2 separate regions of the Homo sapiens genome follow, and region 2 is linked to region 1. A link is a loop called in an ENCODE intact Hi-C map of the cell type or tissue named here. Cell type or tissue: dorsolateral prefrontal cortex. All regions are shown on one strand. Each heading gives the region's core, and the rest is flanking DNA. Links, peaks and the distances in the headings are about the cores only.

What was found. Hi-C counts contacts between places; a loop is a spot of excess contacts. Peaks named below come from ENCODE experiments on the same cell type or tissue, not always from the same donor. Only the 100,000 strongest peaks of a DNase experiment are listed, where the experiment ranks them.
Region 2: it touches region 1 in a loop (15-fold over the local background); 5 of 110 quality-filtered maps call a loop at or near these places.

What each region holds. Positions count from the first base shown.
Region 1 is chr6:168,348,891-168,360,510 of GRCh38, reverse strand. No RefSeq gene overlaps it. Among named protein-coding and RNA genes, the nearest start is that of DACT2, 35 kb to the right of the region's middle. RefSeq lists an enhancer at 1,187-2,166. In dorsolateral prefrontal cortex, for the core only: CTCF peaks have their summits at 4,182 (motif pointing left) and 4,388 (motif pointing right); a DNase peak (open chromatin) is centred at 4,410; H3K4me3 peaks cover 469 bases.
Region 2 is chr6:168,220,048-168,231,667 of GRCh38, reverse strand. LOC105378137 (a long non-coding RNA gene) reads left to right here and starts at 5,151. Exons shown (of 2, transcript NR_134590.1): 1 at 5,151-5,359; 2 at 6,144-6,389. It overlaps LOC124901501 (a long non-coding RNA gene), which reads left to right and starts at 292. Exons shown (of 2, transcript XR_007059934.1): 1 at 292-2,281; 2 at 2,400-2,975. RefSeq lists an enhancer at 576-1,077. In dorsolateral prefrontal cortex, for the core only: a CTCF peak has its summit at 5,159; a DNase peak (open chromatin) is centred at 5,137; H3K4me3 peaks cover 748 bases.

The DNA.
Region 1 (11,620 bases), core at 1,115-9,114:
TACGGTATTTTTTTTTTTTTTGGTAGCAATCGACAAGCTGATCCTGAAATGTATCTGGAAATGAAAAGGCTCTTGAACAGCAGAACATCATCTAGTTCTTCACACTGTGCTACCACCTCTTCTGTAGGTTTGTGATTATTTGAAAAATAAGTGTAGTTTTTAAAAAATTAATCAATTATATTTCCCAAAAAGTTGAAATCCCTGCGTTCAGCTCTCTTTCGTTCTAGAAAATAGCCCTTCAACTTTCTTGTTCAGAAATAGAAAAACGAACTTCATTCCTCATGTATCCTCATCGTGGGTCCCTTCAGTCTTCATGTTATCACCTTTTCTGTGTTCAGCTGTGACGTGCATACTGATTTTAAACAGGATTAAAACATCATTTTGTTTTCTTACCTCTCTCTCCAAAATTCTGACGTCCTCGAGAGTTTCCCACAGTTGTTAGTGATTCCCCATTTCTAAATATGGGATCGCACCTCCCACAGTCCTCTCAGGCTGCGATTGTGCACACATATTAAAGTAATTACGGGACCCTGGGAGGACAGCAGTGACTGTGTTTGCTTGTGCTGACGTGCTTCGTCAGCGTAGCTGTGAAATTACACACAATTAGTTGAAGATTCTCCTTGTGAACAAAAAAATAACGCCATCCACATAATAGGTGGTATCGTCATCCCTGAAATTCCAGGCCCTTACAATGAGCAGCGTACGAAGACCTGCGGTTTCCTCCCACCCACACGTGAAGGGGAAAGGGTCCTCGTTACCAGCCAGTGTGAGCCAAACACATCCCTGATGCGAACTGCTCATCAATGCCCCTGTTGAAAGAAAAATTCTAGCAGAATTAAGTTTAACAGAGTTTAATTGAGCAACGAAGGGTTCATGAATCAGGCAGCCTCCCGAGCCAGAACAGGTTCAGAGAGACTCCAGCACAGCCACGTGGTGGAAGAATATTTAGGACAGAAAAAGGAAAGAGACGCACAGAAGACGGAAGTGAGGTGCAGAAACAGCCAATTGGTTACATCTCGGCACTTGTGGTGTTTGAGCATGGTTTGAACAGTTGGCCACCTTTGACTGGCCAAAACTCGGTGATTGGTGCAAGAGTAGGCTATGGTCCGTTTACACCTCTACAGAGAACCTGTAGGTTGAATTTAAAATATGCAGACAGTGTAGCTTTAGGCTACACTTGATTTAAGAGATCGCAAAAGCTTCCCAAATGCTCAGCTCTCAAACGTGCCGGTTCCGCCAGCTGCTCAAAGATGTCTCTTCCACCTCTGCATGCAAATGATTCTGTGTGTTAGATAATCAATAGTGCAAGCAAGAACCCTGCTGCACCAGTAAAGTGGTATTTGTTAGCTAGGAGAACAAAACCATTTAATAGTAATGATGATAATTAAACATTCAGATTGGTGTCTGACAGGAGCGTCCTGCGGGAGGACAGACGCAGCTGAGACAAGGAGCAAGAGGACTGGCAGGAGGAAGCACCGGAGCATGGGGTGCTCACATCCACTGAGGGCTGCCCCTGCTGAGCACCGTCCTGGGCCCGCTGAGGTTCTCACACCTGCCTGGGGCCGCCCCTGCCGGGCACCGTCCTGGGCCGCTGAGGTTCTCACTCCTGCCTGGGGCCGCCCCTGCCGGGCACCGTCCTGCGCCCGCTGAGGTTCTCACACCTGCCTGGGGCCACCCCTGCTGAGCACGGTCCTGGGCCCGCTGAGGTTCTCACACCTGCCTGGGGCCACCCCTGCTGAGCACCGTCCTGGGCCCGCTGAGGTTCTCACACCTGCCTGGGGCCGCCCCTGCTGGGCACCGTCCTGGGCCCGCTGAGGTTCCCACACCTGCCTGGGGCCGCCCCTGCTGGGCACCGTCCTGGGCCCGCTGAGGTTCTCACACCTGCCTGGGGCCGCCCCTGCTGGGCACCGTCCTGGGCCCGCTGAGGTTCCCACACCTGCCTGGGGCCGCCCCTGCTGAGCACCGTCCTGGGCCCGCTGACGTTCTCACACCTGCCTGGGGCCGCCCCTGCTGAGCACCGTCCTGGGCCCGTTGAGGTTCTCACTCCTGCCTGGGGCCGCCCCTGCCAGGCACCGTCCTGGGCCCGCTGAGGTTCTCACTCCTGCCTGGGGTCGCCCCTGCTGAGCACCTTCCTGGGCCCACTGAGGTTCTCACTCCTGCCTGGGGCCGCCCCTGCCAGGCACCATCCTGCACCCGCTGAGGTTCTCACACCTGCCTGGGGCCGCCCCTGCCGGGCACCGTCCTGGGCCGCTGAGGTTCTCACTCCTGCCTGGGGCCGCCCCTGCCGGGCACCGTCCTGCGCCCGCTGAGGTTCTCACACCTGCCTGGGGCCACCCCTGCTGAGCACGGTCCTGGGCCCGCTGAGGTTCTCACACCTGCCTGGGGCCGCCCCTGCTGGGCACCGTCCTGGGCCCGCTGAGGTTCCCACACCTGCCTGGGGCCGCCCCTGCTGGGCACCGTCCTGGGCCCGCTGAGGTTCTCACACCTGCCTGGGGCCGCCCCTGCTGGGCACCGTCCTGGGCCCGCTGAGGTTCCCACACCTGCCTGGGGCCGCCCCTGCTGGGCACCGTCCTGGGCCCGCTGACGTTCTCACACCTGCCTGGGGCCGCCCCTGCTGAGCACCGTCCTGGGCCCGTTGAGGTTCTCACTCCTGCCTGGGGCCGCCCCTGCCAGGCACCGTCCTGGGCCTGCTGAGGTTCTCACTCCTGCCTGGGGTCGCCCCTGCTGAGCACCTTCCTGGGCCCACTGAGGTTTTCACTCCTGCCTGGGGCCGCCCCTGCCAGGCACCATCCTGCACCCGCTGAGGTTCTCACACCTGCCTGGGGCCGCCCCTGCCGGGCACCGTCCTGGGCCGCTGAGGTTCTCACTCCTGCCTGGGGCCGCCCCTGCCGGGCACCGTCCTGCGCCCGCTGAGGTTCTCACACCTGCCTGGGGCCACCCCTGCTGAGCACGGTCCTGGGCCAGCTGAGGTTCTCACACCTGCCTGGGGCCACCCCTGCCGGGCACCGTCCTGGGCCCGCTGACGTTCTCACACCTGCCTGGGGCCGCCCCTGCTGAGCACCGTCCTGGGCCCGTTGAGGTTCTCACTCCTGCCTGGGGCCGCCCCTGCCAGGCACCGTCCTGGGCCCGCTGAGGTTCTCACTCCTGCCTGGGGTCGCCCCTGCTGAGCACCTTCCTGGGCCCACTGAGGTTCTCACTCCTGCCTGGGGCCGCCCCTGCCAGGCACCATCCTGCACCCGCTGAGGTTCTCACACCTGCCTGGGGCCGCCCCTGCTGGGCACCGTCCTGGGCCCGCTGACGTTCTCACACCTGCCTGGGGCCGCCCCTGCTGAGCACCGTCCTGGGCCCGCTGAGGTTCCCACACCTGCCTGGGGCCGCCCCTGCTGAGCACCATCCTGGGCCCGCTGAGGTTCTCACACCTGCCTGGGGCCGCCCCTGCTGAGCACCGTCCTGGGCCCGCTGAGGTTCTCACACCTGCCTGGGGCCGCCCCTGCTGAGCACCGTCCTGGGCCCGCTGAGGTTCTCACTCCTGCCTGGGGCCGCCCCTGCCAGGCACCGTCCTGGGCCCGCTGAGGTTCTCACTCCTGCCTGGGGTCGCCCCTGCTGAGCACCTTCCTGGGCCCGCTGAGGTTCTCACTCCTGCCTGGGGCCGCCCCTGCCAGGCACCATCCTGCACCCGCTGAGGTTCTCACACCTGCCTGGGGCCACCCCTGCTGAGCACGGTCCTGGGCCCGCTGAGGTTCTCACACCTGCCTGGGGCCACCCCTGCTGAGCACCGTCCTGGGCCCGCTGAGGTTCTCACACCTGCCTGGGGCTGCCCCTGCTGGGCACCGTCCTGGGCCCGCTGAGGTTCTCACACCTGCCTGGGGCCGCCCCTGCCAGGTACCGTCCTGGGTCCGCTGCGGTGCTCACACGCTTGATCTTCTCGGCGTTTCCAGAAGTGGATGCTTTTGCACATTCATCTCACAGGTGAGGAAAGTGCAGCCTGGGGCGTTTCCAAACTCAGGGAAAAATATGTTACCGTTGGAGCCCGAATTTGAACCCTGGTCTCCCTGAGTCCAGACCTGCAGGAAAGAAGGGAGCAATTTAAAAAGAAGCAGAAAGAAGGTGCCAAGGGAGGCACGGAAGCAAAGGGAAGGGGCTAGGTGTGGCCCCGGGTTGTTTCTGCAGACAGCGTGTCACCGCCTGGTGGCCGGGGCCGCTGGATGTGAGATGTGGAGACCTCGCGTCGTTTGTCATTTGCTGTAAGTGCTGGGAGATTTCTCTGTAATTCTCATAAGGAAAGGGGATGCCTTTTGCTGCGTTTTTGGGAGGATTCTCTGCAGCTGCCTCTTTCTGGAGCCCTGGGTCAGGCTGAAGATCCCCGCGTCCCCCCTGCGTGGACACCAGGGGGCACCCCACCCGCACCAAGGAGGTGCAGACTCCCACAGCCATAACAGGGAGGAAGAGTCCAACCCACCCACGCAGACAGGCGGCTCACACTCAGTGTCGACCTGAAGCAAAGCATTTGGAGTTTCCGTGTGCTCTGACTTTGGGGAGCCAGGCTGTGCGGGGACCGAGTCCTTAAGTGCAGAGTTCAGCTGTGACCGGGCTGACAGTGACCCTGCTGTCTGTCCAACACGCAGGGCAGGAGGCTCCTTCTAGAAGCTGCTGCAGTCTGCAGAGCACGGTGGCTCTGGGGGTGCCCCTGGGGTCCAGTGCAGGGTGGCACGAGGCCAGGTCAGCTCCAGAGAGATGCAGGCAGCACTGCCCACCGGGCCCCACTGCCACCCCTAAGACAAAAGTCCCTGTTTTTGTCTCTTTGCAGACACCTGGGCTTTTTATTAAAACACAACATCCCTAATCAAGCAATAAAGATGGAATCTGAATCCTATCTCTGACATCAATTGTCTTCTCCTTTTTTTTTTTTTTTTCTTTACTGAGACGGAGTCTGGCTCTCTCACCCAGGCTGGAGTGCAATGGCGCAATCTCGTCTCACTGCAACCTCCACCTCCCAGGTTTAAGCGATTCTCCTGCCTCAGCCTCCTGAGTAGCTGGAACTACAGGCGCCCCCCACCACGCCCGGCTAATTTTTTATATTTTTAGTAGAGACGGGGGTTTCACCATGTTGGCCAAGCTGGTCTTGAACTCCTGACCTCAGGTGATCCACCTGCCTCGGTCTCCCAAAGTGCTGGGATTACAAATGACATCAATTTTCAGTGAACTGGGTTGGAACACTTTTTAAGACATCGCAGGCTGTTCTCTAGGCAAGGGTACAGGGAAACTGTATTCTTAATCTGCGCCGGTTGTAATTACAGTGGTGTAACAATTGCTCTAGGAAAAGTACCCAACGACAGATGGCAAAAGCTACAGAAATACTATGTCCTTTACCTGTTAAATCCACACAGAGGAATCTCAGCTAAGAAAAAATCCTAAGTATGGAACGTCATTACATATAAAATATGTTCATCAAAATCCCATTTCTAATAAAAATTGTTCAAAAATTATTTGAAAGCCTTAAAGTAGGGGTAATGTAACTCTGCTGAGTACCTCCACTCGGTAGAATATGGTCCAGGCCTTAAGATCTGGGGTCATCATTGTACACAACATAGAAAATGCCCTTTACCGCATTTGTGACTATGTAAAAGACAGGCACAGGAAAACAAAGCTAGAAGAAACTAAGCCAAAATATTAGTGCATTTGTGTTCCAATAATGAGATTCTAGCTCTTCTTTTCTGGGCTTTCGAAATTGTATGTGATATGGATTTATTTTAATTAACAATTGGAAAATAAATAAAACGTATTTCTTTTTTAAAATAGATTTTAAATTGTATTATTATGAGAATACTGACTGTTGCTCAATAGAAAGCCAAGATCTACCGTGACTAAGTCTACACCTCCAAGAGTGCATTAGCCAGAGTGCTCCCCAGAGTGACGACGTGCAGGCTTGGCAGGAAAATAATGGCAGCCAAGGCTGGGGAGAGCCTGTGGTCCCGCTCCGCAGCCCAGGGGAGGGAGGCTGCATCAGGGTCGGCAGCGAGCAGAGGACTCCTGGGCAAGCTACTTCCCTCTGCTCTGCATCAGTTTATCCGCCTGTAAAAGGGGTGTGAAAATATGCCACACCTTGCAAGCTTTTTGCAAAGATTCAAATGAAATAATTCATATTGGGCCAGGTGCAGTGGCTCACGCCTGTAATCCCAACTCTTTGGGAGGCCGAGGTGGGCGGATCACGAGGTCAAAAATTCGAGACCAGCCTGACCAACATGGTGAAACCCCATCTCTACTAAAAGATACAAAGAAATTAGCCGGGCATGGTGGCACATGCCTGTAATCCCAGCTACTCCAGTGGCTGAGGCAGGAGAATCGCTTGAAACAGGGAGGCAGAGGTTGCAGCGAGCCAAGATCACGCCATAGCACTCCAGCCTGGGCGACAAGGCGAGACTCCGTCTCAAAATCAATCAATCAATAAATAAATAATAAAAAAGAATTCATATTAAAACTCTTGTATAAAAGATGATTACAACAAAAAAATCCATAACAATAGATGCAGATCAGGTTTCCTCTTCCAGGTGACACAATATTAATTCATTCATTCACCAAAAATGTCTTGGTCTCATCTAACATGCAAAGCATCCGTCAACGTGCTTAGCACTGAGGACCTAAAGACAGAGGAGACATGATTTCTTCCCTTGAGCATTTTACAAAATCCATATGGAAAAGCCAAGAGAATCTTCAACAACTAAGTCTAATGCCGTGCTTCTCTGGTTGGGGATATGCTCTATGTGTTTGCATTAGTGGAAGCAACCTCGAAGTCACTTTATGTCACCCCACACTGTGGTAATTTCTTGATTTTTAAATTAGTGTGAATTTTTGTTTCTTCCTGGATTGTTCTATAATCACCCTTGTTCTCTGGGAAAAGAAGCACTTTCCATTTTAAAGAGGAAAATAATTTTGGAATTTTGTTTATGTGGTTTAAGTGGCAAATAAGAAAGACAAATGAATTTCCATATTGCCAGATAACCTCAAGGAAAGGAGAAATGCTTGAGGGTCATTCCTCCTCCAGTGTGGTTAGTCTGTGGATATAATTTGCCTCTGTCTGCCTTGACTAGATGCTCCCAGGGGCCCCACCCATTCTCTGGTGTCCAAAGGGCTTTTTCCCCTGCTCTTCATTCATTTTGGCATATTAAGAAATTGGGTTTCATGTTCCACCTAAAACCACAGGCGAGGTAGTTCTCTCGTGCAGGTGTGTAGCTCTCTCGCCTTGCAAAGCAGCACACACTAGGACACTCCTCAGGAGCCCAGCCTGGTTCGGGTTTGTATCGCACTCCGGGTTTCTCTCCAGAGTAAAGATGACTTCACGGTGGCAGCAGGGGCTTCCCAGTCGCTTGGAAAATCCCACCAAGAAAATTGTTCTGTTCATTCAGTGAATCTCGCTATTCCATTTTTAAGTGCATTACCCTCTTCTGGAACCTCACAGTTGCCCATAATAATCCACACAAAAAGCCTCATGTGTGTGTGTGCTTGATCATCGGGCAGTCATGCCAGTTCTATCAGTGGTAAGTAGAGGCGTGTGTTCCCACTTTAGAACGCTTTGCTCTCTGTGTACCCAATGACGAAAACAGAAAAGCAAGGAGCATGCTTCTGTCGTTTATCATAGCAGAAGAAAAGCATTCAGCCAACATTTGCTATCTTTCGACTTCCAGGTAACAGCCCTTCTAAGGGATGTGAGGTGTTATCTCATAGTGGTTTTGATTCGCAACTCCCTGATGGCCACTGATGTTGAACACCTCTTCCTATACCTGTTGGACATTTTTATGTCTTCTTGGGAGAAAATGGCGATTCAGATCATTTGCCCATTTTTTAATAGGGTTTTCTACTATTGAGTTGTATGAGTTCTTTATACATTTTGGATACTAACCCTTGATATGGTTTGGCTCTGTGTCCCACCCAAATCTCATGTTAAATTGTAATCCCCAATATTGGAGGTGATTAGATCTTGGGGGCAGAGTTCTCATGAATGGGTAGTATCATCCCTCAGTGCTGTTCTGGGGATGGTGAGTGAGTGAGTTATCATGAGATCTGGTTGTTTAAAAGTGTGCGGCACCTCCCCCCACCTCTTTCTCCTGCTCCAGACATGCCACGTGCTGGCTCCCTGTTGGCCTTCCGCCGTGACTGTAAGTTTCCTGAGGCCTCCCAGAAGTTGAGCAGATGCCAGCACTGCTCCAGCCATGCCATGTGCTGGCATTCTCCTGCTCCAGCCATGCCATATGCTAGCTCCCTGTTGGCTTTCTGCCATGACTGTAAATTTCCTGAGGCCTCCCCAGAAGCTGAGCAGATGCCAGCACCATGCCTCCTGCACAGCCTGCAGAACTGGGAGCCAATTAAATCTCTTTTCTTTATAAATTACCCAGTCTCAGGTGTTTCTTTATAGCCGTGCGAGAATGGACTCATACAGCCCTTTATCAGGTCTATGGTTTCCCAATCCATGGGCTGCCGTTTTATTTTGTTGATTATTTCCCTTGCTTTGCAGAAGCTTTTTAGTTTGATGTAGTCCCATTTATTCATTTATTTATTTATTGCTTTTGTAGCCTGAGCTTTTGATGTGACATCCAAGAATCACTGCCAAGGCCAATGTTAAAGAGCTTTTAGCTTCTGTTTTTTTCTTGTATTTTTATGGTTTCAGGTTTTACATCAAAGTCTTTAATCCATTTTAAGTTGATTTTTCTGTTTGGTGTAAGATAAGGGTCCAATTTCATTCTTTTTCACATGGAAATCCAGTTTTCCCATTACCATTTGTTGAAGAGACTGACTTTTCTCCATTGAGTCCTCTTGGTGCTCTTGTCAAAAACTAGTGGACCATCCATGTTTGGATTTATTCCTGGGCTCTCTATTCTGTTTCATTGGTACATGAGACTGTTTTTATGAAAGTCCTGTACTGTTTTGATTACTATAGCTTTGTAATATAATTTTAAATCAGGAAGTGTGATGCCTCCAACTTTATTTTTCTTTCTCATTCTTGTTTTGGCTATTTGGAGTCTCTTATGTTCCATATACATTGTAGTTTTTTTTTCTATTTCTGTAAAGAATGCCACTAGGATTTTGATAGGGGTTGAATTAAATCTGTCCATTGCTTTGGGCAGTGAGGACATTTTTGCAATATTAATCATTTCAAGTCATGAACACAAGATCCTTCCATTTATTTGTGTCTTCTTCAAACTTCTTTCATCAATGTTTCATCGTTTTCTGCATACAGATCTTTCACCTCTTTGGTTAAATTTATTCCTTGGCATTTTGTTTATTTCTATGTGTTGTAAATGGGATTGTTTTCTTGATTTCTTTTTCAGCTAGGTTATTATTTATATATCCTACAACTTAACTGGATTCATTTAGTAGTTCTAACACTGGTTTCATTTTGTGGAACTCTGAGGTGTTTTACACATATGATCATGTTCTCTACAGATGGAGATAATGTTACTTCCTCGTTTCTGCGGATGCCTTTTCTTTCTTTTTCTTGTTTGATTGCCCTTGCTAGGACTTCCATGCTATGTTGAACAGAGTGGCAAGAGTGGGCATCCCTGCCTCATAGCAGATCTTGGTGGAAAAGCTTTTAATTTTCCCTCTTGTACACAGTTGGTGGAAATGTAGATTGGTACAGTCATTATGAAAAACAGTATAAGCTTCCTCAAAAAATTCAAAATAAGAACCACCATATGACTCAGCCTTTCCTCTGCTGGATATAGATTCAAAATCCATGAAACCAGTGTCTCAAAGAGACGTCTGCACCTGCATGTTTATTGCAGCACTGTTCACAACAGCCAAGATGTGGGGGGGAAGAAAACCTTAAGTGTCTATTGGCAGACAAATGGTTTAAAAAAACTGTGGTACATACACATCATGAAATATTATTTAGCCCTAAAAAGGAGTGAGATCTTGTCATTTTGCCACTGCATGGGTGAACCTACAGAACATCCTTCTGCTGAGTGAAATAAGCCAGACACAGAAGGAAACATATTGCATAATCTCACATGTGGAAACTAAACAAATATTTTAAATCAAATATACAGAAAGAACAAAACAGTGGTTTACAGGGACGTGGTGGGCGAGGGGAATGGGGAGATGTAGCAAATGTGTAGGTGTCTGGAGATCTCGTGTACAACATGGAGAGATGTAGACATGTAGGTGTCTGGAGGTCTTGTGTACAACATGAGGACTGCGGGGAAGGAAGCATTTGGAATTCATGCTGAGTAGATTCTTGCCACTGCTGTGGTCAGGCTGTGTGTCCCCACCCACCTCTTCTTGAATTGTAATCTCCAGGTGTTCAGGGAGGGACCTGGTGGGAAGTGATTGGATTAAGGGGCTGTTTCCCCCATGCTGTTCCTGTGACAGTGAGTGAGTTCTTACGAGATCCGGAGGTTGTATAAGGCACTTTTCCCTGTTCTTGCTCTCTCTCTTTCCTGCTGCCGTGTGAAGAAGGTCTTTGCTTCCTGTTCAGCTTCCACTATGACTGTAAGTTTCCTGAGGCCTCACCAGCCATGCAAAACGGTGAGTCAATTAAACCTCCTTTGTTTATAAATTACCCAGTCTCAAGTAGCATCTTTATAGCAGTGTGAAAACAGACTACTACAGCCACCTTGTCACAAAATCAAACAAACAAAATGAGTAACTAGGTGAGATAATGGATATGTACTTTGGTTCATCATAGTAACCTTTTTACTGTCTATCTGTACCCCATAATATCATGTTGTATACTTTAAATATACACAATACACACACACACACACACATATATATATATACATATATATAATTTTTTTAAAAAAGAAGCATTTGGGTCTAAAATAGGCAGGGTTATCTGGGAACCTGAACCCCTAATGTTTCTCTTCCACTCTCCACTCATCTCCACGCCTGGAGGAACAAATTCTGATGACATCGAGCATCAGAACCCAGCTCAAGCCCAGCATAACTTTGCCCTAAGAAACAATTTTATGGAATTATTCATGAGGATGTACTTGCAGACCAGCTGAGCATAACCTACGTGTCTCTCTCCCTTGGAGGTCTCCATGATAAACGTAGGAGGGACCTTTTCTTTAGGTGAACGTCTGCCTTCTGCAGTGGCTGCCATCTGGGCCCTGGGCTGGAACCCGCCTTGGGTTATTCTCTGTGTAGATCCCTCCTGACAACAAGGGCACGGACCTACACTCCATAAAGGGCAGGCAGCTGCCGTGGTTTCGATCAGCCCTGTTAGAGTGTTTAACTGGGGCTTGCAACAAGAAAAGAAACTTTTTTTTTTCGAGATGGAGTTTCACTCTTGTCACCCAGGCTGGAGTGCAGTGGTGCAATCTCGGCTCACTGCAACCTCCGCCTCAGGTTCAAGCAATTCTCCTGCCTAAGCCTCCCAAGCAGCTGGGATTACAGGCACCCGCCACCACACCCTACTGATTTTTGTATTTTTAGTAGAGATGGGGTTTCACCATGTTGGCCAGGCTGGTCATGAACTCCTGACCTCAGGTGATCCACCCGTCTCGGCCTCCCAAATGCTGGGATTACAGGCGTGAGCCACCATGCCCAGCCAAGAAAAGAAAATTTCCTAGAGTAATTTATCATAGAAGAGACTGATTTACGAGCAAAAATCACTGCAGGC
Region 2 (11,620 bases), core at 1,252-9,251, 130 kb after region 1:
GCAGGCTTGTCTTTTTAATATTCTGCACCATGAAGTGGGAACTGGATGAAGCATTTCTCCACATCGGAGTCACGTGATCACTGTTGTGGGAAAAGCAGAGGCCATCGTTCCAGTTACCTGTTGAACTCGCTGTTTTGGTTATGTTTTTTTCTTTACGTGGAACACAGCTTTTACTTGAAAGAACAACTGATAGACAAACTATGGTATTCAGACCTAGCTAATTAACAGCCTGTTCCTCCAAGGGAAAGAACTAGTAGTATTTGTGGCTCATGATAAAATCTGAGCGTTTGAGAAACGTTAGAATTTTGGGTCACTTTTATTCATCACCTTGAGCTTGACAGTTTTACAATATATAGAGGCTTTTTTGGTGAGATGGGTGGCAATATTAACAACTGTGGTTTTTTTATAGTGTGTAATTTAAGTGTGAAAATAAACAAAGACCAACTCAGTGGGAACACACAGAGGCTGTGTATTCGGGGCTTGCTGTGGTGGGGGCGTCGGTCACCACTGCGAGTGTTCAGCACAGGCTCAACGGCAGGGGTCCGGGGTGTGTGTCCAGCAGAGGCTCAAAGGCAGGGCTCCAGGGTGTGTGTCCAGCAGAGACTCAAAGGCAGGGGTCTGGGGATTTATGATGAGAAAACGGAAGGTCCCAGGTGAGCCCTGCCGGAGGCTGCTGTCTGGGGACACTGGAGGCGAGTAGCTGGAATCGGAACATCCTATGGAACTGGCCAGGGAGTGTATTCAGCTTTCTCTGGTTGGTGCTAAGTGGGAAGCACGGAAACAGTGAAGAAATCTGTTAGTTACTGATCAAGCCCTGCCATCTTGGGTCAGCTGTGGTGGGGTCCTTTTCCCACCTCCTGCAGTCCTGACTCCTGGACAGCAGGCTGGCCTCTGGGGCTGGCGTTTGCAGATATTAGGTTAGGGTCAGTTTTCCTGGGCAGGCTGATGCAGGTGTGGGTCAGAGTTGTGGCTTTTCTGTGGTCTACCCAGCGTCCCTTCGTATATTCAGTCTCTCGGAGACGTCTGCATTTGGAATTTCTGCACGTCTCAGTAAACCGATATTTTCCAAATGGTGAACACATGAAGTTACAAAGTTAGGCCTGGGTAAAAGGCCCATTCAAAGGGCAAGATAGACAAATGAATATTAGTGTAGGAGAGAAGGAAACGTTCACCAATGTGGCTTCGGATTCTACGTGGCCATTAATCATTTTAAAAACTATCACTTTTCAGGTTTTTGTAAAGATTAAAATAAGAATATCCATAATAATCCAAAAAAGTTCTAAAAATATTCTTTTCTCCCCCTACATATATGTATGTACACACACACACACACGTCTGGATTTTCCTCATATATTCCCCAAAACACACCGTAACAGGTGGAAGGCAGAGGCAGCTGGGTGAGTCCAGCTGTCTTCCATTAAAGCCAGACAGAGACTGACACACATGTAGATTAATGCCACTCTTCTCAGTGATTTCTTTTCTCTTTTGAAAAATATAGTTGGTTTTAATAAAAATATGTTAACACATAATGGATTTATTATTGTTATTTTAAAATGAATTAGAATATTTAAAACATTTTCTGTTTTAATTCCTAATATGGTAAATATTGACATATAATTTACATAAATAATTTGGGGTCCTTAATGACTGTTATACCGTAGGGGGCACTGAAACCAAAGTCTGGACCCACTGTGGGTTCCACACAGCCTGAGGTTCTAACCCAGTCATTTTATTTTTCATCTTAGACCAGCATTGCTGAACTTTGGCTGAAAAATTGAGTCATTTAGGAAGATTTTTAGGAAAATGCAAGTACCTAGAGTCTCCTCCCGAAGTTCTTATTCAATTAACCTGTGTTGTGTCCTAGGCACTGATACTTTTTAAAAGCTCCTTGAGTAAATTTTTAGTGGTTAGCCAGGGTTGAGAATCAGTGCCCGAGGCCAGTGTTACTTGAGGTGGGCGCCATGAGCTCGCTGACACCGGAGTCTCTGGAGGGCCCCAGGAGCCTGCGTTGTGAGTAACGCCCCCAGCGAGTCTCATGCGCAGCGGTCTGGGAGCCAGTAAGTTCCGGGCGCAGGTGGTTTGGCAACTGGTGAGTTTCAGGTGCAGGTGGTTTGGGAGCCGGTGAGTCTCAGGCCCAGGCGGTTTGGGAACCGGTGAGTCTCAAATGCAGGCGGTTTGCGAACCGGTGAGTCTCAGGCGCAGGCGGTTTGGGAACCGGTGAGTCTCGGGCCCAGGCGGTTTGGGAACCCCTGAGTCTCAAGTGCAGGCGGTTTGGGAACCGGTGAGTCTCAGGCGCAGGCGGTTTGGGAACTGGTGAGTCTCAGGCTCAGGCAGTTTGGGAACTCTTGGTTCCACGTGAATCCACTCATCCGCTCTGTGCCTCTCACCTGTCAAACAAGTTCCTCATCAGACACAAGCAGCCCAGACGACTTTTCCATCCTGGGAAGAAGCGGGTGAGCCTCCAGGATCCTGCCCAAGATAGGACCCTAGTGCGGAGGCCAGTTGAAGAGGAGCCCTGAGGGAGGGCCTCTGACTTTGATCCAGGTGCCCGGAACAGACCGAAATTACCGGACAGTAGCAACCGCAGAGATGCTCAGATGCAGGGATGTCGGCCAGTGAGGCTCGCCCAGGTGGCCACTCATGATTTTCCCACTTCACAATCATTGCATCTAAGAGCACTTCATGGAAACACTGAAGCCAGGGTGATTACTGTCAGTGTGGTTCCTTGACTTGCCCTCCGCTGTCCACTGCCCTCAGGCCCATGTGACAACCGCAACTGCCGGCGCCCGGGCACACAGCCGACTTAGCGCCGTCCGGAAGCAGAGCACGTGCTTCGTAAAAAATGAAATGACTCTCTGCACTCTGAAATCTTTGAACATGTGCATCTCCTGAGGCTTGGCTGTGGTTTTAACTTCTATATGCCTTAAATTTCCCAACAAACGAATAAAATTATGAATATAAAAATAAATGGAAAAGCGCTAGAAGTGGTCTTCCTGTCTATGTTGTTACAGAAGGGTTTTGAGAATTAAGGTTTGCAAGAGATTTTTAAGGTGAAATGTTGGCAATTAGAGGTCTCTGGGGCAAAAGCAAAGCAAGGGACACGTTCATTGCTTTAACCAAGATCCTAGACAGAATACAGGACTTTGTGATTGGAGCTCTGGTGCTCCTGGATTTAAAAACTAGTCAAGGCTCATAAGATTAGAAGCATCGCGTTAGGGACCAGAGCTACATTAAGAGGGTGGGGCTGGGCTCCCCTCTGCTCATTGCTGGGGCATTTAGGATGCAGCCACGGCCTCGGGACCTTCATGCACTAATTCTGGCGGTAAATTTGTTTTTAAAAAATCATTAAACAAACAGGCAGTCTTCATATTGAAATATTTAACAGGAAATTGTGTCTTGGATGAAGGTAGTATAAACAAAAGTACTTCCTCATCAATTAGATCATCATGAAGCCATCAAGTCAGACTTTTACTCAGTTGGAAGCAGACAGGTGGAGGTCACTGAGAAAGATTGAAGACAGCCAGTGCCTGCCCTCCTCCGGCTTCTGTAATTAAATCCACACCCTGAAGCTAGTTCGGGGTTGTTACTGCTGCTGCCACAATTCAGGTAAGCCAGCTGCTCGGGTCCCGCGCCGTCCTGCGCTGTGTGTGATGCCAGAGAAGGTCTGCGCAGTTGCCCAGTTGTCGGCCCCTGTCTGCCAAGTCAGACGGGCACAGCCGACTTCACCTGTGATTCATTTAAATGTGTGTTTTAAAACATCCCTGTTACTAATTGTACTGGCCAATACGGTAGTTACTACCCGCACGCGGCTATTTAAATGTTAATTAAAATTACATGGAATTCAACATTCAGCTCCTTGGTGTCACTCACTTCATCTCCAGAGCTCCGTAGCCACGTGGGAACAGCAGCTTTGGCATGGGACGGCGCCACGAAGGAACGCGGCCTTCAGTGTGGGCTTCTGTTAGCCTCACTTCCGCAGTGACTCACACAGATTGGGGTTTAATGAATGACTCCAATGATGTAAGGTTGGGGTAGTGACGGCATACTACATATGTGAAGGTGAAAGGTAGAAAAAAATAATAAAATATCATCTAGAATCTGCCACCTCCCCCACCTGGTGATCTTTCTATTAATATATGTGTATTTCCTTTATGGAGACTTTCTTTTTACAAAAAAAAATGAGATCACACACACAATCCTGCCTTTTTCCACTTCACAATATTAGATAATATCTTGCATTTATTAATATCTTGAACTTATCTCCAGAGGCAAGAATCAAGACTTTGTTTCTAAAACTCAGGTGGGAGTGAGTGTGGGGCGTTGTATGGACTGAGAATGAAACAAGAAACTCTGAGGCAGACAGACCCGCATTCGAATCCCTCCCCTGCAGCTACCAGCAGTGGGCCCCTGGCCAAATCACTTTGTATCTCCAAGTGCCGCATTGTGAATGGCAACAGTAAATTTAAGTGATATCACGTAGATGAAGTGGTCCCTCGAAACTCAACAGTTAACATTGTTGGGCAAAGTTGAAAAGGAAAATTAGTGTCTTCAGTTTGGCAGGGAGGATACAATTTCACACTGGGTGGAGCGGCTCTGAATTCCTGCTCCCAAACAATGTGTGCTTTGATGGATTTCTGCGGTGAGTTTTGATGCATTTCTGTGGCGTGTTTTCTTGCTTTCCTTTTAACTGTGCAGGTTGAAACCTGGGTTTCCCAATTGACTCAACTGCTTACAGTGTCTTGTCTATGAAAGTCTATTAAGTTATTCATCTGAACCAAAAAAAGATTGTGTGAACAACAGCAGGGCTTTGCTGGGCAGATAAATAGAAATAAAAACATATAAAGACAAGCAAATGGCTTTTGTGACTAAAGAGCTCACAGGTTCCTAAAACCAGGTACTCGGGACCTCCCTGAGCCATCAGAATAACTCGGATGCTTCAGGCAGGGAAAGTATTGGCCAAACTTTTAATAACCTTTGTTCAGCTTAACTGGGAGAGCTGCCATGGGGCTTCTCCCTCCCTCCCCAGTGCAAGGGGCCATATTCAAGCCCACGCTGGATAATATGGTGCTAGCACACAGCGAAACCAAGCCAGGCTCTGGACATGTTACTGCGACATCAGCCTGCACATCCCCAGGAGCCAGACCGAGGCACAGCCTCAGAGCTCCCCTCCAAGGCTGAACCCTGCATCTGCTCCATCGCCTGCACCATCTCCCTCCTCTCTTCTGGACCTCATAATTTCTTACTTTCCTATGCCTGTAAATGGTTTGCTGTGACCAGAGAAGAAGAAGGAAACACGTTGAAGTCCTTGTCCTGGAAGGCCTGAGTCTGGAAAACTGTCTCAGCAAAGCAAGAGCCAGTGGTGAGATCACTTGGCATTTTCCTAGTTCTCCTCACCGATGTCAGAGTGAATGCAGGTGGTCTGAAGCCTCTTGCACATTCTGTGTGTGTGTATGTATGTGTGATTCTCTACATGTTCAATTGAAAATAACAAAAAAGTACATTATTTTGTTTGTTTTGTATGTAAGGAGTTGAGAACTTCGGAATTTAGAATTCAAACATAAGCCAAAATATGATGGAAAGAAATGCTCTGGGCCAAAAGTCTTACAAGAGAAGGGTAGCAGGAGGTGGAGGAAGAGGAGAAGGAGAAGGAGGGGGAGAAGGAGAAGGAGGGGGAGAAGGAGAAGGAGGGGGAGAAGGAGAAGGAGGGGGAGAAGGAGAAGGAGGGGGAGAAGGAGAAGGAGGAGGGGGAGGAGGAGAAGGAGGAGGAGGGGGAGGAGGAGAAGGAGGAGGAAATTCTTTGCTAAGGCTGCTCAGGGAGGAGTGGGAGGGGTGGGTGAGGTAAGAAGCCGTGAGCAGTATAACATCTAATGCTCATAGCATTTAGCTGTCCAGCCCATTCTGCAGGACAGAGGCTGACAGCTGTTGCACCTGGGTCAGAGTAAGTGCATGCAGATGCTGTGATGGGAACGGCAAGCCTTGCTCCCCTTCCTGAGAGAGGTCACGTCCCAGTCCCAGCACCTTCAACAACAGAAGTGGGGCCTGGTGCTGATGCAATGAAAGGGTGTCACGCTGGGCGGAGGTGTCTATTTGGTAGTTGTGAGTTGCTATAGCAATAACAAACATGTCTGTCTTATTTTGAACAGAAGGGACACACTGCGAAGAGCAGGAATTCTTCCGTCATGATCCACAGTCTCTGTTGGGTTGCAGTAGTCACCGCGATGCTCATAAACTGAGAAAAAATATATATATGTCTTTTTCACTTTATTGGCAAATATTACATAAGTATATAAATTTCACTTTTTACAGCTAAAGGCTGCATAGCCATAACTTCTGAGCAATTTATTAAGGTTGAATAAAATTGATATAAGGAATCATTTTATAAAATAAAATCTTGTGCAAATGTGTATGTTTTTATTTTATAAAGTGCATAGCTAGTAAATCTGCGTCTGCCCCACACATCGCTTTCTCATTCCTTGTTATTCCGGCATTCAAGCACACACACGCACCAACATGCACGTGCACACATGTGCCCAAACACATACACATATTTATGCATGTTCACACATACACGGACGAGTGCACAGCACACCATGCCTCACTACCGGACAATGAGGTTAGGTAGGTCGACCGCACAGGAGTTTCTGTACCATCTTACGTGTCAGCCCAAAGACCTAGAGGCCACTGAAACAGAGCAAAGTGGCATTGCTTTTATTTCACGTGAGAGTCTGTTTTTCCAAATACGAAGCCTGCCCCCCTTTGATTGGATTATCGTGTTTATCACTCAGCTTTGGCCACATTTGGGCAGCCTGTCACCCTTTTTAAGTTGTATTCTTGATGTAGATTTTGAAAAGATGGAGTCTATGATGATAGGTTTTAGTGAATCAGCTGAAAAAAGTTTGATATATCATTAAATAAGAACACAATTCAGGAAACCTAACTTCAGATACACCAATTGCTGAGACCCATGGAGAGTGGTTACTATGCTGGCCTCAAAGTTGCAGGATGAAGATTGGTCAGGTTAAAATGAAAGGAAACGTCTCAGGAGTTGGAGACAAACAGAATGGTTAGAAAAACAATTTTTGCATTGTGTCGAGTGACCTGGCTGCCTGCTGGGTCACCGTGTACTTTTCACTCAGGTGAGTCGCATCAAACCATGGTGCCACTTATGGAGCCAGACCCAGCCGCCCTCCTCAGACCTCGGGGGACTCGGGGTGAGGAAGCTTCCTTGGTGCATGGCATCTGGGCTTGCTGAGGGACTCCCACATGCTTGCTCTGCCTCGGTCCTCATATCTGTGGGTGACCGTACCCTTATTTCTGCTCCATGCCACTCCAAGCACTCCCTGGGGGCCTGTTTCAGCTGTAATCAGAGCCTTTGTGGACAAGCCTGCTCCATTCTGCATGATTCTAGTGGGGCTGCCCACCAATCCCACTGTCCCTGGGCACAGCCTGGCTGTCCAGAGAACGCTGCACCCCTGAACACAGCAACTGGGCCAAAAGGCAGTGCATGTCTCAAGCAAGCCAACTTCCTTTTTCTAGAATTGATACAAACACTGGAACAAATAGAACCCTTCTGCTTCTGAGATTATCAGTTGTACACATTACATCTGCCTGGAGTGGTAGGTGGGACATAGAAACAGCCTTCTAAAAAATGAAGCCAATGCAAAGAAGAACAAAGGCAAGAGATAAAAGCAGGAATATGCCTGGGTTGAGCACCTAGATCCAACCATGCCTGAAGTCCATCTTCTTCTTAGAATTCTCAGTTACATGAGATAATAATATTTTTGCTTGAGCTAGTTTGAATTGAGTTTTTATCACGTGCACAGGAAGAATTCTTGCACTTTTCCTTAATCCCCAGACATCATTTGCAGGAGGTATTATTTACAGGAGAGTTTTACTCCAAGTTCAAGGGCTTATCACACAGCATCAGAACTAAGAGCTTAAATTTTAGGAAGACTTATCTTACCAAGCTCTTTGGCTATTTCTATTCCTCCAGCCAGCTCCTCTCTGTCCCCTTTCCATGTCCCCAGAATAGCCAGGCCACAGCCATTCCCATTTTTAATGTGACAACCTCTTGAACAGAGATTGAAAGCTAAAGTCACATCTCCCATATGACTCGGCAGCTGTGATTGCAGGTAGCATTTACGTTCTCTCCATCAGAGGCACCTGTGCCAGACTTGCAAGGTGGGATGGGATACAGGCTGCTGCAAGAACAGTCCCCAAGGACACAGAGGAGGTTCTGGGGCCCAGGCATTGGCTGCATGAGGCTGTGTAATTCCAAAGTTGAAAGCTGCAGCATCAGCCTCCTGGGGACCCAGTTCTGGGGTGACAGCCCCTAATGCACCAGGCTCCTGAGTGAGGAAGAGGCAGCTGCTTCCTTGGGACCCAGTTCTGGGGCAAGGCTGTGGGAACTGTTTCTAAAAGCTCAGTGTGAATTCTACTTCTTTAGCTCCTCCAGTGCCTCTGTAAGCCATTGAGTGCCCCCAAAATAAATACTCTTCTGCTTAGAAGTGCGGATTCTGATTCTGTCTTCTGAGCCTCAACCCCCAACCAGCAATTCCCACAACTTAGGTGGCTCAGGACCCTCTCCTCACTTCAATGTCCTCCATTCCCCCATAGCTCCTGCACTGGTCCCTGCTTATTCCTTGTGTGGGTTATTTAACCCTCTCTGCCTACCTCGATGAGGCCCTGGCGGTCACCCTCACAAAGCCAGTTTTGGCCCTGGAGAAGTTTTGCTGAATCAAGCACCTGGAGTCCCAAAAGCTGTGCCGCCAGACCGGAGCTACCCACACTGCCTTCCCGCCCCACAGCAGAGGCCTCTGACATCAGTGAGGAAGACCAGATGGAAGATCTGAGGCCCTTCCCCGCCACCACCCTCTCCCCTTTCCCACCCCTTCCTGCCACCACTCACCGACTCTACCCTTTGCTAAGCACTGAGTGGGCATTATTTTCCTTATCCATCAGCACGAAGAGGCAAATATTCTGGCAGTGTTCCAACAGATGGTGTCTATTCAGGGTCACCCGAAAGAGTTCCCACTGTCACCTCCATGCCTTCCGCCCTCTGTGGCTGCCCAGTGGCAGGGGCCCCTCACCCCACACTCAGAAGCTGGAGCTCTGGGGTAAGCCCCAGCCTGAGGGGGAATGATGTGAGGAGCCTGGAGAGCACCGGGGAGATGCTGGGCCCAGAGAGGCATCAAAGACAAAGCCGGGTGAGCACAGGGCCAGGGAGGGCACCATTCGCTGATGGCAGGAGGAGCAGGTGCAGCCACCACGGCCACACCTGAACCTGACTCCAGCCGCCTCCCCCTAACAGGAGGATGCTAAACCAGGGCATCTCTGGCTTCCCTGTTGGCCGGACACTGAATAGTGGTAGGGCTGAAGGATTTCAAAGGAAAATAAAGACCTAAGCCCAGCCATATGCTTTGTGTTACATAATTTTCAGAAGGGATGCGTTGACAAACAGAGGTACAGAACCCTAAAAGAAAGGAAAAGACTGGTTTAAGGCAATAGATATTGGCAGCAGAAAGAAACTTGCCAAGAGTGAGCCAGTGAGCAAAACACTGAACAAAACCTGAAGCCGCCGAGTCCAACATTCATCAAGTGCAGGCCCTAGAGGGGCAGCATCGGGTTCCTGACCGAACGTGCTCTGTGGGCCTCTGGACAGCACTTCCTTTCTCTTCCCATCCTTCTGGAAACCTCCCATCTCCCACCCATCCCTGGCATCCATGGCCTGTGGCGATGCCAGCTGGGCCCCCTGCCCAGACACATGTGTGCACTGCAGGGCCCTTTGGCCTCCAGGTCCATGCTCTTTCCACGGCTCCTGCCAGCAGCCCTCTTTGACCTGGGGCTCACACCGCAGTGCACTCTACCCTCAGAAGGAAGATCCACTGAGGGGCTTATGCAGACCCTCAAGGGGCTCAGGGCTTGGTGAGTAGGGAATTCCTGGGCCCAGGATGCCTGGCCAAATCTACAGAGTGAAGCAGGCTCCAGGGCTCCCAGGGACACACCGTGGGGTGGGGCTTGGTGGCCCAGCAAGGCCAGGGTGAGGTCCTCCCAAAAGCAGGCCCAGAGCATGGCCCTCTTGGCTAGATCTGAGGGCAGAACTAAGAGGCATGTCCTGATGGGGACGTTCTTTGGCAGCCTGTGAATACTGGAGGAGAAATCAGGTTTAAATATAAGGAGCTAGAAACAATCTATAAAGAATTCTTCCAGTCATCGAGAGTGTGAAACTGTACACGGTGGACTCAGGTCGCATTGCCTACCCAAAATAAAAACGCAGTCCTCCAGGATTGCTACTGATAACACAGCATCTACAATGAACAGTACATCAGGCTTTGCTTTTCTTTACTGACATGAACCATGCCAAATAGAGTTGATCAGAATTCCTGTGTGTGTGGTGCAAAACTGTAGCTGGGTTACACACAGCAGGTGACTCTGTGTGTGGTTTATGTGGTTATGTGGTTATGCGGTTAATTAACCATGTCTCAGGATGTGTTACATCTTGTCCTCAGAAAGTCTGCAAGCACCTTGCACTCATACACACTCAGACTATACATACAAAAGAATGCATAAAAGAAAGAGGAATTGCCAGTAGAAGAAAACCATGGGCTCCTGAGCTAGTTGGTACAGAAGAGTTACTCATAGGAACACAACGGACAGTGTTGACGTCGAGTTTCATACATAATAAAAATGAGGGCACTAAAAGCAAATTCACTAATGGATATGGCCAACTTAAAAGGGGTCGGAGCAGAGGAAGACTTAAACAGCTCTGAAATCACATCGTTATGGACAAAAGCAACTTGGTAGAGGTTTTCCCAAAGGAAACGAAAAAATTATAAAAAGTTGCATGCTATTACAACGAAGTTTTCTATATAAAATATTTCCTAAACTCAGTAATAAAAATCAGTTTTGGTCAGGCATGCTGGATTGCTGAATTAACTTTTAATTTTCTCTATACAAGACTTGGCACATGAAGAGTCAACCAAAGGATACACAGACAACAATTACAGGGGAATAGTACTTTAGAGGTGTGTCAGCAGCTAATTAGTCAAAATATGTTTTTTTCTGGAAGTTTAATATGATTAGCTTTTCATTAATTGGATTATCAAATAGTCCGTGAGCCCATGTATTTCTTCTACTTGTAATTATAGGAAGGAGATGGGCTGGAAACATGGCACCACTACCTGTCCTGGGGGTCCAGGCTGTGCACCTGCCTCCAGGGAGCCCCAGGAGCTTCAGATGCTTCCTAGGAGGAGAGGCTGGGAGGAGGAGGTAGCAAAGCTCTTGAAAGTGATTGACAGTGGGGGCAACCCATCTCTACACCAAGTCACATTGATTCCACAAAGGCCTTAACATAAATTGAAAGAAAACACTAGAATGCAGACATCCTGTTTATTGAATATTATATTTCTTAGGATCTTGGATCATTTGTATTTTTTATCACACAGTGGACCATAACAACTATTTCCCCAGATGTGATATTGTTGATTTTTCTAATCTAAAAGCATTAGATCATAAATAATTGGTATGACTTTCCACAGAACGCCAGCTGTGCCGCTCCTGATATCTGGGTGTCTCTGAAAATCCAGGGTCCATGGGAACAAATGTCTTTACATTGGCTCAA